Linked DNA regions of Homo sapiens: region 2 is linked to region 1. Evidence: chromatin loops called from intact Hi-C (ENCODE). Cell type or tissue: mammary epithelial cell. All regions are shown on one strand.

The links. Peaks named below come from ENCODE experiments on the same cell type or tissue, not always from the same donor. Only the 100,000 strongest peaks of a DNase experiment are listed, where the experiment ranks them.
Region 2: it touches region 1 in a loop (2.2-fold over the local background); 7 of 110 quality-filtered maps call a loop at or near these places.

Annotation. Positions count from the first base shown.
Region 1 is chr16:81,696,278-81,698,777 of GRCh38, reverse strand. CMIP (c-Maf inducing protein) reads right to left here. Exons shown (of 21, transcript NM_198390.3): 14 at 2,111-2,218. Among named protein-coding and RNA genes, the nearest start is that of PLCG2, 82 kb to the left of the region's middle. In mammary epithelial cell, a CTCF peak has its summit at 1,348 (motif pointing right); no DNase peak of the experiment used is centred here; H3K27ac peaks cover 574 bases.
Region 2 is chr16:81,644,337-81,646,836 of GRCh38, reverse strand. The region is part of intron 3 of CMIP (c-Maf inducing protein); the gene reads right to left. The region is part of intron 1 of LOC105371362 (a long non-coding RNA gene); the gene reads left to right. Among named protein-coding and RNA genes, the nearest start is that of MIR6504, 34 kb to the right of the region's middle. RefSeq lists a silencer at 1,119-1,413 and an enhancer at 1,390-2,096. In mammary epithelial cell, no CTCF peak of the experiment used is centred here; DNase peaks (open chromatin) are centred at 86 and 1,306; H3K27ac peaks cover 1,798 bases.

The DNA.
Region 1 (2,500 bases):
GCCGGGAGGAAGGGGGAGTCAGTGTGTAATGGATGCTGAGTTTCAGTTTCGGAAGATAAGAACGTTCTGGAGATGAACGGTGGTGATGGTTGTGTTACAACATGAATGTCTTCAGTGTGACTGAACGGTGTGCTTACAGATGCACACTTTTATATGATGTGTATTTTACTGCCAAAAACAAAAAAGCCCCCTCCCCTGCTCCCCTCGGGAGTCTGCTGACAGTTGATCCTTTGAATTCCTGGCACCGCTGGAACCACGTAGAAACTTCTAGGCAGCCTTCGCACATGTATGGGGTAGGGGACGTGACGAAGCCCAGCCACCTCTGCCAAGCCCGCTGTGAGCTCGGAAGGGTGTTTTGGGAGACTGCCTGCGCCCCAGGAATCCAAGAATTGGCAAATCCTGCTTCCTCTTGGGTTATGTGTTGGGCGGTCTTTTGTTCTGGTGCATGGGCGATGGGGGCCCAAGGGCAGGGGTCCCCGGTCACCGGGGCTGGGGGGAGGCCTCGACACCCCATTGGCTTTCCTCCAACTTCACACAATGGCAAATGCCCTTGGCGGTGGAGAAAGCAGCCTCATCAAGGGGCCGGCTTCCAAGCCATGCATCTCCATGGCAACAACACACTTCCATCCAGCGGCTGCCTGCTTCCTTCCTTGTGTATATTTTTTCCGCTCCATCATGAACAGCTCTGGCATACAAATGCAATCTCTCGGGCTGGGAAGCCGCCAGCTCCCTGCGCTTTCTTGCACCGAATCCTCACATTGTAGGGTGGGGGCGGGGGCGGGGGGGCGCAGCTGAGCGTTGCTATGGTGAAGCTGTGACATCAGAGGAGAACCCGAGAGGTGACCGAGAGCGCGAGAGAGGTGGTGCAGGCTGGCAGGGGCAGGCATGTTCCTAGATGCGCAGGGCCCTGAGAGGCCTGGGGTGGCCGGCGAGGAGTGGCGAGGGAGTGCATGAGGCAAAGGGCCTAAAAATAAGCCCTTTTCAAGAAGCTCCCAGGGGCAGCGCCTCAATTTGTCATCGCTGCACAAACATCTCTGCTGAGTTCAGTGTGGACAGCCAAACCAGCCACCCAGCAGAGAGGAGAATCACCACCGGCGTCATTTCCGAGCAGCGACTGTGCCGGCCCGCCGGGCGCCGTGCATCTACTGTTGCATGCGATCGCTGCGGTAACCTCGAGAGGCCAATGCGAGGCTCCCGGACGAGGGGCTGAAGCTGGCAGAGGCAAGTTACCAGCCCAAGGTCAACAAGCTAGCTCCCAGCAGAGCTGCGACTGGAAGCCCAGTTTGAGTGTGGGAGCACCAGTGACCAGTAAATGGAGCTGGTTTTCTCAGCAAGTGGAGTCGGCGAGGCTGCTGGCCACTAGGGTGCAGCATCTGCCCTGGGGGAGGAAGAGTCTGTGGCCCTTTACTCCTGGAAGAAGCCATGTGTGCCTGGCCAAGGAAGGGCTTGGAAACAGAAGGCCTGTGGGACCCCAGGCACGCCACCGAACCTCTGTGGGCCTCTGTTTCAACAGAGGTGTAATTCAGCAACAAGGATGCAGTACAGATAAAAAAGGATAGTGCATATGAAGTGCCGGATACAGTGCCGGGCACAAAGAAAGTTATCATGGATGCAGCTATTGGTTTGGTGACCTCAGACCCCTCATGATAGTGGGAACAATCCCCCTGACCGCGACACCTCCTTGTAAGGATTAAACAAGCTGGTGGACCTGCAGTGCCTTCCAGAATCCCTGGTCCCGTTGGGCACTCAATTTCTTGTAGGAACATAACCATGGCAATGAACTGTGTGACCTTAGGCAGTAACGGCCCAGGCTTTAGCTGCCTTGGGTATAAAATGGGGCAATGACATGTGTCGTCTTCTCACTGTGCTGTGAGAGCTGAGTGCAACTGGGAAAGCCAAGTGCTTGGCTTGGAGCCTCAGATAAGAAATGAGTAAGTGACAGTCACGGTCACCATCACCACCACCACCACCACCACCTTCATGATCAGCACTGTGTTAGCCGGGAAACTCCGGGGCTGGCCCCAGGGGATGGGGGACGGCTGTTTTACTAGTCAGGCATGGCAAGCCCAGGGACCCCTGGAAGTCACCCCACTGGGGTCCCACTGCGTACCATGCTGGCGAACAGCTCCCCGTCATCGTCGCAGGCCACCCCTCCGGGGCTGTAGAGCTGGAACCAGCCATCTTTGCCGGCCCGCACGCTCAGCAGGCATGAGTGGACCTGCCAGACAAGGGAAGACACAAGTGTGAGCTGCATGCAGCCCCGGTGACAAGGGCGACCATGATCTGCACACATGAATGGGAAAGGCTCAGGCAAGTCCTGCAGTCAAGAAACCCGCTTAACTTTGTTTCCTCCAGCAACCCCCAGCCTTCCACCAAATGCCATGAAAGGTCTTTCGGGAAATACCGTGGCCCCCACACCCCAGGGGACTCTGGCTACTGGCTGTCAGCTGCACAGGAGGGAGGGCAGGCCCCGGCTTGATTGGCTGATCTGAATGAAGCG
Region 2 (2,500 bases), 52 kb after region 1:
CCAAACAGTATTTGGCAATAAAAAGGATTGAATTACCCACATGCTACAAGACGGATGCAACTCATAACCACTACACTAAGGGAAAGAAGCCAGATAAGAAAGACATAGTGTATGATTTCTCTTATGTGAAATGTCTAGAAAGGCAATTTCACAGAGACAGAAAGTGGAACATTCATTGCCTGGGGCACAGAACAGGAATGAGACTGCAAACAAGCATGAGGGCATCTTTCAAGATGGTGGAAATGCTCTAAAACTGAATTGTGGTGATGACTGTACAACTTTATAAATTTACTAAGATCACTGAATTGTGTACTCACAGTGGGTGAATTTTATGGTATGTGGATTCCATTTCAATAATGCTATTTTTTAAAAATGCTATCCTAGGGAGGTAGTCATCAGACAAAACCAAAGGTAGTATGGCTCAGTGGCGAAGCGTATAGGCTTCACGAGCAGACTCCAGATCAAATCTAAGCTCTACTTCATCCATCCACCCATCCATCATCTACTCACCCACCTACCATTCACCCACACATCCATCCATCTGCCCAACCACCCACCCATCCATCCATCCATCCATCCATCCATCCACCCACCCGCCCACCCATCCATCCATTAATCCATCCACTCATTCATTCATCCATCTACTTATCCATCCAACCATTCACCTACCCTCTCAACTATCCACCCACCCAACTATCCACCCACCCACCCATCCATCCTTCACCCACCTCATCATCCATTCATCACCCATCTACCATCCATACTTCCATCACTCACTCATCGATCTATTCACCCTTCCATCCAATCATCCCATGAAGATCTACTATGACGTGCCAAGCACTATGTTAAGTACTAAGGATAACCATGGTGAACAAAGCAGACAAGCCCCGGTGCTCATGAAACTTACAGTCTATTACTTGCACCAGTTTCCTTGTCTGCAAATCAGGATAAGAATAACTACTGTCAAAGGCTTGCTGTGACTATTTCATGAGATAATATATAAAACACTTAGCTCAGTTCCTGGCTAAACAGCAGCTCTGATTGTTTTCACCTACCAAGTTCTGTAAAGGAGTAGTCCAGGGAGGTAGAACTCAGGAGGGCTCCCCACATCCGAGCCCAAGCCCCACCAGCCAGCGGCAAGCAGAGACAGCAGGCAGAGCCTCCTGCTTCCCGTCTGGCAGAGTCAGCCACTCCAGCGCTGTCCTCACCCTCTCTGCTTGTCAAGGAAGGGACGTTACCTGGGCAACACTTGCCATCGCTCTGGCAACTGTCAGCAGAGGCAAGCACATATGCCAGGGTTCTCAGGCCAGGGAAAGCAGAGCCTGTTGCTCCTCCACGGGAGACAAGTCGTCAGCAGGAATGTGCCCCTTGCCAGGAGAGGAGTGACTCAGAATGCACTGGAAGCACGTCGCGCCAGGCAGGGGCTGCTGCTCTGCTGCTCTGCTGCTGCCGCAGCCTCTGGGGCTCGCGCGCGTACACACCCAAGCACGCATGCTCCCCACCACCTGTCGTGAAGAGAGGACGCTGCACGGGCGCGCCCATGGCACTGCAGAGTGGAGGAGGACCCCACAGGGAAATATGAGCCAGGGAGGACCCAGCCCGGCTTTGAAAACTTTTTCCAGTGCAGGTCCTACAGCGGAGCTGCCTAGTCCAGAAGCTACCAGCCCCAGGTGGCTACGCACACTGAACTTCATTAAAATGAAATACAACTACAAATCCAGCATCTTGATCACATCGTAACATTACAGTTACTCGGTAGCCAGCTGTGTCTAGTGGTGACTATAGTGGTGCAGACAGAGAACATTTTCATCATCGCAGAATGCTCCGTCGGGCAGTGCTATCCGAAAGTCTTGGTGTCCCTGTCATCACGTCCCCACGGGCCCAGGAGCATGCATGTTTGCCTCTACCCATCGATGCTGAGGTCTAGTATGTGTGTGGCACTGCGTTCGGCCCGAGGAAAGGGCCCTTGCCTACCTCCTCCCATGGGAGACCCCCCTCTCCAAGCCCCCATCTCACTGGGACCCTGCCTTGGAATTTTCTTAAAAGGTCTACCAAGGTGCAATGTCCCCACTTGTGCCTTGCACACCCGGGGACAATGGCTGGCTGGTTATCTTCCCTGGCTTCCCTGATTCAAGACTCACTATGGCTGCAGATGCTAAGTGTGTAGGAAATAATTTGCTATCTCCAGCAAGCCATGGCTTCCGGGAGGACTGGACACTTGGGAGGCAGCATTTTTGGCCTTCTTGAGTCCTCCAGAATAGCTTCCCTTCAATCCGGTGAGCATCAGAGACTGTCACATTACCTTCATATATAATGCAGGCCTCATAACTGTCCCATGGGTGTTACCCCCAAACTGCCCTTTTGGCCGCCAAGTCTTCAACATCAACCTAAAACCCGCTCATAACCTCTCAGCTCCCTGCTGGTGCACTCCCCACAGAGACACCCTGGGTCAAACACAGCCCCCTGGCCTTATTCCCCATGCCTGCTAGCCCACACAATC